2 separate regions of the Homo sapiens genome follow, and region 2 is linked to region 1. Evidence: read pairs that join two places in POLR2A ChIA-PET (ENCODE). Cell type or tissue: GM12878. All regions are shown on one strand.

Region 1 (8,000 bases):
ATCAGGGTGGTACTGGCATAAAAACAGACAGGCCAGTGGAACAGAATAGAGAACCCAGACATAAATCTACACATTTACAGCCAACTCCATTTCAGCAAAAGTGTCAAGAACACACTATGAGGAAAAGACAGTCTCTTCAATAAATGTTTCTGGGAAAACTAGATAACTGTATGCAGAAAAATGAAACTAGACCCCCTATCTCTCACCTTAAACAAATATCAAATAAAAATATATTAGACTTAAATCCACGACCTGAAATTATAAAACTACTAGAAGAAAACATTGGGAAAACATTCCAGGACATTGGTCTGGGCAAAGACTTTTTGTGGAAGACCTCAAAAGCTCAAGCAACCAAAGCAAAAATTGACAAATGGGATTACATCAAGCTAAAATGCTTCTGCACAGCAAAGGAAACAATTAGCAAAGTGAAGAGACAACTCACAGAATGGGTGAAAACATTTACAAACTACCCATCTGACAAAAGTTTAATAATCAGAATATATAAGGAGCTCAAACAACTCAACAGCAAAAAAAAAAAAAGAGTCCAATTTTAAAACGGGCAAAAATCTGAATAGACATTTCTCAAAAGAAGACATACAAATGGCCAACAGGTATATGAAAAAAGGATCAACATCACTAATCTTCAGAGAAATGCAGATCAAAACAACAATGAGACGTCATCTCACCCCAGCAAAAATGGCTTTTATCAAAAGACAGGCAATAACACATGCTGGTGAGGATGCAGAGAAAGGGGAACCTTCCTACGCTGTTGGTGGAAACGTAAATTAGTACAGCCACTATGAAGAAGTATGGAGGTTCCTCAAAAAACCGAAAATAGAATTACCATGTGATCCAGCAATTTCACTTCTCAGTATATATCCAAAAGAAAGGAAATCAATATATCAGAACAACCCCTGCACTCTCATGTTTATTGCAACACTATTCACAATAGTCAAAATATGGAATCAATGTAAGTGCCCACCAATGGATGAATGGATAAATAAAATGTGGCATATGTAAGCAATGGAATGTTATTCAGCCATAAAAAAATATCCTGTCATGTTGTTGCAGCAACATGGATGGATATGGAGGTCATCATATTAAGTGAAATAAGCGAAGCACAGAAAGACGAAAAATCATGTGTTCTCAGTCACATGTGTAAGCTAAAAACTGGATCTCGTGAAGATAGTAGATTGGTAGCTGCAGAGGCAGGAAAGAGTGGAGCGGGGGAGAGAGGATGAAAAGAAGTTGAGTAGTAGGTATAAATATATACAGTTTGATAGAAGAAATAAGACCTAGTGTTAAATAAATCAGTGGGTGACTATAGTTTGCAATAAGCTGTTGTGTATTTGAAAATAGCAAGAAGAGAAGAATTTGAATCATTCTAGCATAAAGAAAAGGCAAACAGATAAGGTGATAGATATTCCAAGTACACTGATTTGATCTTTACAAATTCCATGAATGTATTAAATTATCACATGTACCCTGAAACCATGTTCATCTATTAGGCATCAATAAAAATTTAAAATGGAAAATTTTAAAAACTAGCTCAAAAATGCATAAGAAGAAATCTAAGTCAAGGTATCTCCCCTTGCTGAGCCCACATCTGGGAGGCAGCATGAAGAAATGAAATGAACAGGAACAACAATGGAAAAAGAACAGGCTCTGGAATCAAGCAGTCCTGGATGTGACAGGCAATGGGAACTTAGACCATCACATAAGTGTCAAACACTGAGCTTTCTCAACTGCAAGACACAGAAAACAATATCCACTTCATGGGTCTATTGTAAGCATTGGCCATGATATATTTATAGTGTCTGGCACAGAGTAGGTGCCAAAATTTGGTAGTTATTAATAGACAATTCACTTAACTCTGAGCTTAGTTTTATTATGTATAACAGGAAGGCAATAATTCCTATGAGAGAATAGATATGAAAAGGATTTCTGAGCTTTAAAATTCTCTGAAGAGTCAATATTGTTATCAATAATTGGGAAGTCAATATATATAGATACAGAGCATTAGCTAATACATAGGTTACATAAAAGTGTATGATTTCTATCTCTGAAAATATGGTAAACCAGGGCTGCAGGGGAGAGGGGAAGGGGCAGGTTGCAGTGTTAAAAATAGTGGTCAGACAAGCACATGTATGTTAACTGCAGCACTATTCACAATAGCAAAGAAATGGAATCAATCTAGGTGCCCATCAATGATGGACTGGATAAAAAAAAAATGTGGTACATATACACCATGGAATACTATATAGCCACAAAAAAAGAATGAAATCATATCCTTGGCAGCAACATGGATGCAGCTAGAGGCCATTACCCTAAGCAAATTAACACAAGAACAGAAAACCAAATACCACATGTTCTCATTTATAAATGGGAGCTAAACATTGAGTACATATGGACACAAAGAAGGAAACAATAGACCCTGGGGCCTACTTGTGGGTGGAGGGTAGGAGGAGGGAGAGGATTGAAAAACTACCTATCAGGTACTATGCTGATTGCCTGGTTGACAAAATTATCTGTACACAAAACCCCTGTGACGTACAATTTACCCACGTAACAAACATGCACATGTACCCCCTGAACCTAAAATACAAGTTGGAAAGAAAAAAGAATAGTAGTCAGAATAGGTCTCATTAAGAAGGCAAGACTTGAGCACAGACTTGTGGGAGGTGAGAAAATATCTGTGGGAGGGGCCTCCTGAAAGAGGGAAAGGTTAAAGCCAAGACCCTACAATGGGAGCGGGCCTGAGTGTTGAGGAGTGGCTCCAGGCCAGTGTGGCTAGAGCAGCACAAAGTGTAAGGAAGAGTGGTGGGCAAAAACTCAAAAAGGAAACAGCAGTCAGGAGATGCACGGCCCTAGTGCGCAATGTAAGGGCTTTGACTTTTACTCTCAGTGAAAACTATGACAGGGTTTTAAGCAGAGGAATAACATGACCTGACTTATGTTTTAGAAGAATTACTTTGAGAATAAAATTTCCAGTGGCAAGTAGAGAAGCAGGCTAACCTAAGCAAAACCCACTACAGGGATCCAGGTGGCAGATAGTGGCTGAAAGCCAAATTAGAAAGAGTTTAAGAGAAAAAATGGCACAACTAAGAGATTAGCACAGCTCTTGACTACAAAGCTGCAAACACAAAATTCAGTGCAGGGCCTGGAGAGTGCTCATGTGAGTGAGGGGCCCTGATGCTTAAGCTTTGTCAGCATCTGTGCACACCCACCTCTGTACAAGCCAAGGCCCCTGGCCTGGTCAGTTGGGTGGATGGTGAGGTGCTTACCAAGTTGGGTACCCAGGAGTAGATAAGAGTTTGCAAGCAGGAAGAAGACAGATCATGCATTTCACTGTGAGATTTTTGAGATTCAGAGGTCAGTGCAACATCTAAGTGAAAATGGCCAGGCTCTTTCTGCTCCTAACAATACTGCCAAGAGCTATCAGGATGACCTTTCTAAAAGGCACATCTGATCAAGTCACTTTCCTGCTTAAAAACCTCAGTGCTTCCCTTTGCCCATATTCCTTTGAAAAGAAACAGTTTCTCACAGTCTAGCCCTGGCCTGTCTTTCCAACTATGTCTTCCTCCATTCCATGCCTGGCACACTGTTCCCTCTGACTTGCAACTCCCTCTGTCTACAGTGTCCTTCTCTAACTACTAAACTCCTCCTCTCCCTACACTGCCCTGATCTAATAACTTCTGTGAAACCACGTCCCCTCCTGCACCTTCTTCAAGGCAGGACTAACCACTTCCTCTCTGCTGACTTAAAGCCCTCTGTACACAGTTCCATGAAATCTGCACCCAGAAATGCGAACCCATAAGCCTGAGAGGCAGGGTTGACAGCGGAACAATTATGGGTTTTAGAATTAGATTAACCTGGGTTAAAACACACACACTTGCTTGCTGTATATAACTTTAAGCATGTTATTTAATTTCTCTAAGCTCAGCTTCTTATAAAGGTAATGCCTATTTTGTAGAATAGGTGTCAAGATTAAATGAGAAAATTTAAGTAAATCACCCCAGATAGGACCTGGCACACAATAGGTGTCCAAAAATTATCATTTCCCTCCAGACCCTGTTCCTCTTGGGCAGAAAATGTGTTTAATTTATATTCTATATGTCCCATTGTCACTGGTCACCCAGCACATAATAGATGCTTGATAGACATTAACCTGAATGAATGGACCCTGTCTTCTCAGAAACATTTACATATACGTTTTAGAAGTACATGGGTTCAGAGGTTAGGATAGAAATTCTAAAGTGGACCTTGGCATGTAAATCCCCTTGGGTCTAATATCAAACCAATTGCTTCCCCTTGGCAGCAGCAGCAGAGCCCTTCTGTGTCTCTGGGGAGCATTCAGCCATCCAGTCTGTGAAGATTTCTCTCATTGCTCTCCAGAGCTTCCGTTACATCGTGCTCTTCTCACTTCCTTCTCAGCTGTGCTCCCACTCCTCAGCCTTGTTTGTTCTGTTTTCCTCCGCCATTTTTCACCACACACCATATGGCCTTCCCTTGCCTGCCTTAAGCTTGGAACTTCACAGCCTTCTCCAGGCTTCCCCAGGGCAACCTGGGCCCTCTGGGCCTGCTGACCACCCCCTTTAACTAGCAGCCCTGCCCTGATGCCTACTTTGAAACCCAGCACTGTTCCTAAGGAGACGCAGGACACAGAGCCTTTTAGTAAATTCACTTCAGGGGCTGGTTCTGCCAGTTAACTATGAGCCTAGAGTGTTTTGAACAGGTGGTGATCTTCCAAACACAATGTGATCGTGTGTTTAATCTTAGAATCATGAGAGGCTAGTAGGGCAGATACAGAAAAACACAATTTTACCTATTTGTTTCAACCTCCTCCAGCATCCAGTGAGGCAGCCTCCTGGTGCAGAGGATCCTTGACAAGCTCTGGAGTCTCGTGGACACAAGTTTGTGTCCCAGCTCTGTGTCTCCCTAGCGGTATTGTATGTATGCTTCTCAAGTTCTCTAAACCTTAGTTTCTTCATTTGTGAAACTAAGATAACAATACCTGCCACACAGAGTTATTAGTTGATATCATGCGTTTATTTGTTATCTAGCAATACATAACAAATCAGCCCAAAACTTAGTGCCTTGCAAGAGCAATGCTGTTTATTAGCTCTTGTGGGTTTTGTAGGCCAGGAATTTGAGAGCAGCTGAGCTGAGCTAGTCTGAATCGGGGTCTCCCAGGTGATTGAGGCAGACTGGTCAGTGGCTAGAGCTGGGGTCAATTTCAAGGCTTCTTCATTCACAGGTCTTGTTCCCATGCTGGGAAGACAAATAGCTGGAGCAGGGGCTGGAGCAGCTGTGGCTCCCCAGGCACCTCCCTCTATCCCTTTGGGACCCACCACATGGTCCTTCTGCATGGTCCCTTCAAGGTCTCCAGATTTCTTATGAGGTAGCTCAGGGCTCCAAAGGCATGTATCTCACTTGAGAGAGAAACAGGTGAAACCATATCCTCTTTTCTGGCCTGGCTGGAAAGTCACACAGTGACATCACTTCCATTGCCTTCTATTTATTAGAAGCAAATCACTACCACCAGACTGTATTCTAGGAGAGCAGAATTAGACCGCTCCTTTTATTTGAAATAGTGCCGAAAATTTGTGGACATGCTTTAAAAACACCATAGTATGTGTGATGCCCAGTCCTCAATAAGTAGCATCAATTTTTTTTATGTATCAGGTGAGTTGAAAAATAAGACAAAAAAATGCCTCTGTGCCCTATCATTCCTATCTTCACTCTCCACAAACACACTCACCATGAAACAAGGTGAAAGCACTTAGCAATGTAGGCAAAGGTAAAAAGGAAGCATAAAAAGGGGAGGCAAAAACAATGATCGTTGACATTTATTGAACACTTGCTCTGTGGCAAGCCCAGTGTTATATGCCTTACGTACATTATCTATTTTAATCCTCAGAATGATACCAGGGGTTTATCATTAACCTCCTTTTATGGAGAATTCTAGAGTCTACCAATATTACATGCATTATCCAGGATTAGACAGTTTAGTAAAGACATAACAAGGAGTGGAACACAGGCGAGCTGACTCCAGAGCCCTTGTGCCCAACCGCTGTGCACACTACTGAGATCATTTCAGCTGAGATAAGCAGCTGGGAAACCTTTGGCTTAACTTTTCCCTCCCTTGGAAATACCAATTTGAGAGGCAGGGTACCTAAGGGAGCAGGTGGAGTAGAACCCAATAATTCAAAAATTCTTGAGTCTGGAAAGACAAATGCCAGGTTGTTGTTGATGAGAAGAGAGCACGAGAAGTAAAGGACTGCCAGACAGCCAGGTAGCAGGGAGGCTGGGATGCCTGGCCCCACTCAGCCACTTACTGGGCTCTCCCCAAATGCTTAGCAGAGAAGGCCTTGAACAGTCTAACAAGGGTCTCTTCCACCACCACTGTGCCAGCTTAGCTATCTCAAGTTTGTGAAGTTTGGCACCACCTCCTACTTCTCCTCCCACCAGGAATAATTCAGGGGATTCCCCACAGCCTCTCCTTCAGGATGTGGAAACCACCCCACTTTGAGTTGACAGGTGTCCTGAAACTTTGCTGGGTGATTAAACAGGAAGAGATTGTTGAACAGGGACTGAGGAAAATCTCGTCATCAGATTCAGTCTTCCTGGTAAGGACTTGGGTGAGGCACTAAGGGGATGGAGCACAGTTTTCTCCAGGGTCCATAAGAGCATCATGCGGCTCAGACCCTGGACCCAGACCCACGGAGGTTCTGGCACAGGTAGAGATGAGCTGTGGTCTCACTCGGGGCTCCTGAGAACTAGAGCAATGCCTCTTGCAGTTGGCCACACTTAGGTCCCCACCACTGCCTCCTCCAGCATTTCATTCCTTGGATGCCTTCTGAGATCCACTCCTGGGTGTCCAGGGCCCTGTCTTCATTTGTTCCTTTCCATCCCTGTTGTCTGAACTTGTTTTAGACTATAGTTGCCCTCAAAGTACTTTCTTCTCTCTTATTCTAGGATAGCCTTCAAAGTATCCTTAATTCAATATATTCAAAGTCCATCATTCAAAAAATATTTATGAAGCACATACTATGTGCCAAACATGGTTCTAGGTACTAGGGATTCTGCAAGAAACAGGATAGGCAAAGTCTCTGGCTTCCCTGAGCTTATAGTCCAGGGAGCCTTAACAAAAGGAGAATTCAGATTTCACCAAAAAATAGCCTAGGTGGGTGGGGGCAACACAGGAAAAACATTCAAAATAATGTCAGTAATTTTCCTTTTACATCTAACTGAAACTGCAGCCTGCCAGAGTTTGTGAAGCATAATGGAAGTGAGATGCCATCTCTGGCACTGAACGACGGCCTGCAGCAAGTCACTTGGCCTCTCAGCCATCCTACAAGGGCCACCTGTGCAGTCTGGAAATTCACCCATACAGACCTTACCTGTGGCAGGAATGTGGTCTGTGCCTGGCTTCTGTCATCACTCACTGCCTGGACTTTCCAGACAGAGGATTTGTGGGAGGGGAAAGTTGCTACAATCTACCCAAGATACTTCCTCTTGCCTTGACCTCTCCCCGGTTTGCAACAGTGATCTCATGGACCTTTGCAAGCTCTGTCCACAGATTGCTTCTGGAAGCAGGTACTTGGCTGGTTGGTATCATGTGGGGCACAAGCCTTGCCAGGGGTTGGCGTAGCCTCACTTTAAATTGAAAATGTACATGGTAGGAAGCGCCAAATAATTGAACTGTTAAGTAGATAAAAGAGGAGTTTTACATTAAGAACAAGACATTTTAAAAACTAGAATGAAAATTTCACGCGAATTTCAAAGTTTAAGAACGTAGGAAGTCAAATAAATTTCAGCTTTTTGACTGGCAGCTTTAGGCTTTGCCCCAACCAATTCTACAGGGGATTTACTTTCCCTCTCCTCTGCCCTACATTGTAGATTGGTTTGGAAAGTTCTGGTAAGAGACCTGCACTCCGATGGTGCCCTTGCCTTTACAATAACCTCTCCCAAATGCTCTCTAAGAAGGGAGAGGCAGA
Region 2 (8,000 bases), 71 kb after region 1:
GCCAGCTTTCTGGTCCCACTTTGTAGTTTAATTAACTGTCTCTTTTAGCTCTTAAAAACTTGGGTGAACAAAAAGATTATCATAAGAAATGCAAACTGCCACACGAGTCCCTGCTGTGACTTGGGTGCCATCAGTGTAGAGCTATGTGTGTCCACACCAGTCGTGAAAGGCCCATGGCCATCATGCCTGATGCTGATAGGACAAGGCAGTGGAATAGCCACAAACGTGAATTTACCATCTGGCTGTTGTAAAAATCATTGTCTGGAGGACCTAGAGAGAAAGTGTTGCATAACTTCCGGGCTCTCACTTACGAATGACCTTGAAGCTGCTGCTGAGGGATGGCAATGACTTGTCCCTTCTCTGCTTTCCCTTGGCAAAGGTTTAGTAACAGCTGTATTTAGGTGACAATCTTCAGATGATCTACGTGGCCCTGAGCAGCCTAGATCAAGGGCTACTGCCTGCCACAGGCTTTTCCTGCGTACCTCCTTGAATGTGGGAAGGATTCACAGAGGAAGATCTTCAAAATACGGAGGTGGCAAGCATTGTTGTGTAGCCCTAAGTCAAATAGTTCTCCACTGTAAGAAAAACTCAAAATATTTCCAGATAAATTTAGAGCTGAGGGATTGGGGAAGTGGAAAAAAAAAATCACGTAAGTAAATAACATAACTTAAACCTGCTTAATAATCCAGTTTCCAGCAACTGTTTTCCACAAGAGGTGGGTCTGTGGAAAGGTTGAAGCAAGAATTCTGGAGTATGCAGAGAAGCTGAAACATGTTTTACGTTGGGTATGGTGATAGGGAAGCATTGTGTCTTTTCATGTCCTCTTCTGCTAGAACTTTGTGGTACCATTAGTTGTAATTTTAATTGGTGCGGATATTTTGTTTTTGTTCTTTGTTATGCCATTTAAAAGTTATTCTTCCATCATGATGTGATTTTATAATTCTTTTTTTTTTTTGAGACAGAGTTTTGCTCTGTCACCTAGGCTGGAGTGCAGTGGCGCAATCTCAGCTCACTGCAGTCTCCGCCTCTCAGGTTCAAGCGATTCTCCTGTCTCAGCCTCCCAAATAGCTGGGATTATAGGCATGCACCACCATGCCTGGCTAATTTTTGTATTTTTAGTAGAGACAAGGTTTCACCATGTTGGCCAGGCTGGTCTCGAACTCCTGGCCTCAGGTGATCCACCCACTTCGGCCTCCCAAAGTGCTGGGAGGTGTGAGCATGAGCTACCATGCCTGGCCTGCTGCTGTTTTATAATTCTTATACTCAAAGCCAAATACGACTACAAAGTCAAATATTTTCTTCAGGAAATTTCCTAGATTAAAAAAAAAAATGGTCCTTGACTATATAAACTTTGAGGAGTCAGCCTTTAATGAAACTAAAAATTCTCTTTGTGCCCTTTGCAGAAAGGAAAATTTAACTTTGGAAAAGAAATAGCCAAAGGGCCCAACCTTGTAAGTAAGGACTTGGAAATGACCTTGCCTGTAAATCAACTGGCTGAAGTGCTCAGTCCTTTCCAACACCCTCTCACGGTGCCTCCCTTCCCTTCCTTCCATCCCCTTCCTAAAAGACATGTTCTTAGTACCTATATTTAGTGTGCTCACAGCAGTTGGACTGACCTGACAAACCCTGACTTCTCCAAAGGAATGCTGGTGGCTCATCTTGGAAAAATGCATTCCTGTCCTGTGGTCTGAGTCACAGGAAAAGTCCTCAGTCCTCCATCTTCCTTGTTCTTTGGCCTGGTAATTTCTGTCTCTTCTTTTCCTCATCCCTTCCCCCATCACCTTTCAGGAGAGTCTAGGCCAGGCCCCTCCTCTTCACCTGCCTTACCCTGTGGGGTTTTTCGGGGGCCTTTACCAAGGGACATGACATTCATATGAAAATGACAGTAACCTTGATCAGGCCAGGCCAGCAGAGTGCCGAACCTTGATCAGGCCAGGCCAGCAGAGTGCCGGCTGCCACAAAGTGCAGCTCTTGGGCCACCCCTTATGGCCCTGTGTTGCCTGAGGACCCTCCTTGGCATTTTTCAATGCCAAGGACCCTCCTTGGCATTTTTCAGAGTACGTGTTAGAAGTTTGTATTTTGCATAGGAAATAACTCCTTAAGTATGCAGACAAACAGTGTGTTTAAGAATACCCTGACAATTTTTTGGCTTCACATTAGTATCTTTAAAGCCTCCATTTTCATGTTTAGTTAAAGAGGGAAAATTGTAAATTTGAGTTAGATACACCTAGTGGGTGTGAAAGTTTGCATATGATTTAAAGATATAAAGACTTACTAATAATATTATCAGCTGAATTTGAGGCATGAATGCAAATCCAGCCTGACTGGGTATTGACTGCCCTTTGTACACCGGAATACCTTGTAGTTGGATCTCTTCTCAATAACGTGTGAATGTGGCCATATCAAGCAGTGGCAATTGTGCAGTGAGTGTATTTGGGCCTGTATGGCGATAATATTGGATAAACTGAGAGGCCAAACATGAAATCTGAGAGGAGAGACTAAACTACAGAATGGAAGTGAAATGTAAGAAAAAATGGTGAATGTGTACAGCTTCTTGGCCCTGAACAATGGTGGCCGTTTAATGCACATGATATTCCTTACAAAGTCGTGTTGCAGCCGGTGTGGTAGCTCATGCCTGTAATCCCAGCACTTTGAGAGACTGAGGCAGGAGGATCCTTTGAAGGCAGGGGTTCAAGACCAGCCTGGGCAACATAGCAAGACCCCATATCCACACACACACAAAAAATTTTTTTAAGTCTCCTGTTAAAAAAAAAGGGGTGGGGCCAGGAGTGGTGACTCACGTCTGTAATCCCAGCACTTCCGAGGCAGGCGGATCATGAGGTCAGGAGATCGAGACCATTCTGGCTAACACAGTGAAACTCCGTCTCTACTAAAAAATACAAAAAATTAGCCTGTCGTAGTGGCGGGCACCTGTAGTCCCAGCTACTCGGAAGGCTGAGGCAGGAGAATGGCGTGAACCCGGGAGGCGGAGCTTGCAGTGAGCCGAAATTGTGCCATTGCACTCCAGCCTGGGTGACAGAGCGAAGACTCCATCTCAAAAAAAAAAAAAAGAAAAAAAAGGGGGGTGGGGAATCATATGCTCTGTGAGAACTAAATGAGATGATAAACATATATAAAGCAAATAGTACTTTATGGTGGCAAAACCAATGGTATTAAGTGTAGGGTAACTGTTGAGAGCAACTTCTGTTTTTTTCTTTTTTTCTTTTTTTTTTTTTTCAAGAGGGAGTCTTCTTCTGTCGCCCAGGCTGGAGTGCAGTGGCATGATCTTGGCTCACTGCAACCTCTGCCCCCTGGGTTCAAGCGATTCTCCTGCCTCAGCCTCCCGAGTAGCTGGGGCTACAGGTGCGCGCCACCATGCCCAGCTAATTTTTGTATTTTTAGTAGAGATGGGGTTTCACCATATTGGTCAGGTTGGTGTCAAACTCCTGACCTCTGGTGATCCACCCGCCTCAGCCTCCCAAAGTGCTGGGATTACAGGCGTGAGCCACCGCACCTGGTCCAGGGTTTTTATAGCCCTATCTTTCTACTAGAAGCAGCAGTTTCTTCTTTTTGGACACTAAATTTCCAGATATGACAGGGATGCTTTGCACACTTAGATTTTCATGGAGTCAATAAAACCTTAGCTTTCCATGGAAATGTTTAAGAGACATTTGGGAAACATGTTTTTAAAAATTTTAAAGTGAATTTAAATGGCATTGTATTTGTTGTGCAGTCTCTCCCTTTAACAAACCCATGCTTGTTGGGTTAGCGCCTGCCAAGCTTTTCTCCAGAGGAGACCCCCTTAGGCAGTCCTGCAGTGCTGCTCTGCAGCATCGCTTCTCATCTGTTGATGCAGTTGGATCTGGGGAGAGACGCAGCAATTAGCTATGCTGGAGAGGGCTGAGCAGGCACAGGCACGCACACCCACGTGCATGCCCACGGACATGCAAGCGTGCACACACACGCATGCTCATGGATATACACACACACTCAGGCTACCAAGCCCTGGCCCTGATTTGACCCTGCTTGCCTTGCTGCCTGCCCAGTGGTGTAATGGAAAAGTCTCTTCTTCACATCCGCCATTGCCCTTCCCCCACCTCAGGCTCACTTAGCAACAGTGGAGTGAAATGAAGGTCACTGTGTGTCAATCGGTGGGTCCGGGAGATTCCCAGCTGGCTTGCTTCCTGGTAGGCAGGTATGAATGTATGCTGCTGTTCTCTCTTTTAAGGTTGTGGGTGGCTGTTTGTTTAGCTCTGAAGTATAGACGGCTCAGTGCTAGCAGACACATTTTCAAAGGGTCATATTCTTGGCTTGTTGGTAATCAGAATCGGGCAGGAGAAGTGGGGTGGATGCAGACCAGCTGACCACACTGGCACCACCAGCAGTTTCAGTTTCATCTTGATTGTAAAGAGGAAATATCTAATCTTAAAACTCATTAGGGGCCTGGCGCAGTGGCTCATACCTGTATTCCCAGCACTTTGGGAGGCCGAGGCAGGCAGATCACCCGAGGTCAGGATTTTGAGACCAGCCTGGCCAACATGGTGAAACCCCATCTCTACTAAAAATACAAAACTTAGCTAGGCGTGATGGCAGGCACCTCTAATCCCAGTTACTTGGGAGGCTGAGGCAGGAGAATCACTTGAACCCGGAAGGCAGACGTTGCAGTGAGCCAAGATCGTGCCACTGCACTCCAGCCTGGGCAACTAGAGCAAGACTCCATCTAAAAAAAAAAAAACCAAAAACAAAACAAACAAAAAACCCATTAGGGTTCGAGTCATTATCATTCTATCTCAGCTTGATTAAGTAAAATTCCTGAGAAGTCATTATGTCAGTCTCAGAATACCTAATTTTTCCACCCCCCGCAAACTACCTCATACTTGTATTACTATCTCTCACTCACACTTCAAAGGAGAAATAAGGGGAAATTAGAAACATTTGGCTTCCTTATACTTTGGAGGGGTTGTTAGTGCAAAGTGCCAGTAAGGTGTTTCCAGTTAGAATACACTGCTTTGTAATCTCTCAGCTGACGCGATGTATCTGTATACACCCAGCTGTCTCTCACTTTCCCTCTCCTCCTCCCTTCCCACCCTCAAATGGATCCTGTCTACCTGGTCCCAGAATTTGTGGATGAGTTAGCATTGGTGGCAATTAGATTTCCAAAAGCTACTGCACAGCCTTATGACTTGGTAAAGGGTTTGTGGGGGGAACTCTGTTTGGCTTCAACAACTCAACTACCCAGGTGGTGATTTCTTTATTTCTAAAGACAAGGGTACAACTAGTAAGTCATCTCTTGGGTACACAGGAAACCTAATGATTTACTTTAAAATGTTCTTGGAGCCACAGAAAAACAGATCTTACATTGTATGCCCATTGTATGATGAATAAGCAGAACAGAGACCTGATAAGTAGGAAGGACCAGGTAACAAATCTGTGGGAGTGATGGTGGGGGAAAAAAAAAAGCTGGATTTGTGAAGCTTCATTTAAGGATTTTTTGCTGCATTCACCCAAGGGTCATAGAAAGTGGGGTGGAAAGAGCAGTAGCCTGACAGGTCCACTTCTACCATAAAATCTGATGGGGTTATTGGACTGGTTGCTCTTAACTGTTGGTCAGTGCTCTCATGCTAGTAATCTGATGACCAGCTGGTCTGTCGGATGCAGTCAAGACTAGTGAGAAGCTGGGGAGATGAAGGGAACAGGGATGTATCATCCAGCTTTTTCCCACATACATGCATGAGTAGATCTTATCAAATGTCATGTAGAATGCAGTGTCTTGTTTCAGGATATTACTTAACAAATGTTATGTTTTATATCTAGATAAGTCAAATATACTATATGTACTTGCTCTTCAGTTTGGCCTTGAGCATAATTAATGTAAAATACTAGGATTTATCTATTTGTTTATGTTATTCTTTTATAAAAGTGGCACCTTTCCTTTATTGTATTGAGAATAAGCACAATTATGAGCTATACAAAATACCAAGGATTTGCCCCTATGGAATATGCATTTTTAAAGATAGGTCAACTGAACTAAATAACTCCCTGCTTGCCTGAAAGTGAATATACAGCCACAGGAAGAAGAGGACGGATCAGAGAAGAGCCTAAATCAGAGTTCACGGCATTTAGCTTAGACAGGAGGAATGATTTCTTTACCCTGAGTGTTGGTAAACATCCAGATTGGCTGTAGAGACAGTCCGGGGATTCAGTTTTCTAAGACTTTGTAAAGGGAGCAGATTCTGAGTGTCGGAGGGTGTGAATGTGACCCTGCCTGCAGGCAGGGAGATTTATTCCTTGCTAATCTCAGAGCCTGAGTCTGGGAGCTGGAGGCAGAAGGTGAGTCAAAGGTGGCTAGTTTCCAGAAAGTGCAAAGGCGCCTTTTTTCTGTGCCTCTCCCCTTACTTTGCTAGGTAAGTTGATACCAACTCACAGATGTAAAACAAAAATAAACAAACAAAATCCAGAAATATCTTAGGTCCTACAGAGTGGCACTTAAAGGAGAAATTTCTATCTCATATATGTGCGTATGCATACATATGTGTGTGTTTATGTGTACATATACGTGTGAGTATGTATGAATTCATACCTCTGTGTATTTTTTTTAAAATTGGAAATTACTTTTCAACTCGGAATGTATAGGAGACACATGATTTGTGCATGGCTACATTTAAAAGCATTTCTTTGCTTCCTGTGCCCTTCTCAGTCATATGGGTACCTTCCTGGAGGTTTCCATGGGAAATGATTCCTATTTAGAGATTTGATCTAGTGATTTATCAGATGTATTAAATGACAGGTGCAAGCAGCTGTGCATTTGAATAACTTACAAGGTTGAAATGGCTACATTCTAGTTTAAATACTTTAAACTCACATGTAGATTGAGAAATGATGAACTTGCTACATTATAAACCTAAAGAAACAAAATCCTTTCCCTCAAGCCTTTTCCCCCTTGTGCTATCAACACTTACTAAAGCTAAACATGGAGGATCTTCCTTATTTCTCAAGAGATGGGGACCAAAGGCAGGTAAATGTGTCTTTGAAAAGCAAGTGGGAAGCCAGAAGTTTTTTCTAAATCTAAATCTTATGTAAAGTTGAAATACTCATTGAAAACCAAATATTAAAATTTTACATACCCAGATTATGATTTCTGCCTCTTCAAGTGGCTTTGTTAATTAATGATATATAGCTTAAGGCAAATGATCCTATCAGAACAAAGCTGTCTCTAGAGCTCAGGGTGGTTAATGTAAATTCAAGTTTAGAAGACTGGAGAGGGAAAAGGTTAGATTTGTTTCCTGGAATATAACTTGAAATTGCGTGCCAGCGATTGGGTGTTCTGCTGTCTTTGGCCCTCTGGGAGTTACCAGTGCAAACAGAGCTCATCCTTGTCCAGAGTCATAACTAACAACTTTAAGAAGTGGGCAGTAGAAAGAGGGGCATGATGGGAGAAAGCGTCTGGTCTAGTGTGAAATATGACTCATGAGAACTCCAGTCAGCAAGGTGGGATTTGTGCAGCCCTTGGAGAATGTCATGGTTGGAGAATTTGGGTGTGGCCTCAAAATGCAGATGCTCTTCGATTTAGGATGGGGTTATGTTCTAGTAACCCATTGTAAGTCGAAAATACTGTGAGTCAAAAATGCATTTACTAACCCTGCTAAACCCACTGTGAAGCTGAAAAATCATAAGGCAAACATTGTAAGTTGGGAACTGTCTGTAATAATTACCAAATCCAATCCCATTGCTTTCTATCTCTTCTTAACAGTCTGATAATCCTAAAGTAAATGATTTAAAGGATTTGGACATCCTTTCAAAGGTCTTTCATCTTTCTCTTGTGAGTATCTAGTTGCTTTAGAGAAATAACTTGAGAAGAGGAATTTTTCTAATCTTTGGAGAAGACCTCATCAAAAACTGTCCTAATTAAGACTATCCAGAACAGAACAGACCCGGGGGCTGATCTGTGGTAATTTCCAGGAGAAGTTCTCAGGCCATCAGGCTTCGGATAAAGAAAAGAG

Evidence for each region. Peaks named below come from ENCODE experiments on the same cell type or tissue, not always from the same donor. Only the 100,000 strongest peaks of a DNase experiment are listed, where the experiment ranks them.
Region 2: POLR2A ChIA-PET joins it to region 1 with 5 read pairs; 5 of 35 experiments call an interaction of 5 or more read pairs at or near these places.

What each region holds. Positions count from the first base shown.
Region 1 is chr1:169,040,806-169,048,805 of GRCh38, forward strand. All of the region lies in intron 3 of LINC00970 (long intergenic non-protein coding RNA 970), which reads right to left. Among named protein-coding and RNA genes, the nearest start is that of LINC00970, 42 kb to the right of the region's middle. RefSeq lists enhancers at 3,554-3,813, 4,366-4,495. In GM12878, no CTCF peak of the experiment used is centred here; DNase peaks (open chromatin) are centred at 3,726 and 4,366; H3K27ac peaks cover 2,150 bases.
Region 2 is chr1:169,112,129-169,120,128 of GRCh38, forward strand. The region is part of intron 2 of ATP1B1 (ATPase Na+/K+ transporting subunit beta 1); the gene reads left to right. Among named protein-coding and RNA genes, the nearest start is that of ATP1B1, 9.4 kb to the left of the region's middle. RefSeq lists enhancers at 851-2,050, 1,503-1,797, 1,803-2,445, 4,049-4,668, 4,275-4,464 and a silencer at 1,503-1,797. In GM12878, no CTCF peak of the experiment used is centred here; a DNase peak (open chromatin) is centred at 4,143; H3K27ac peaks cover 211 bases.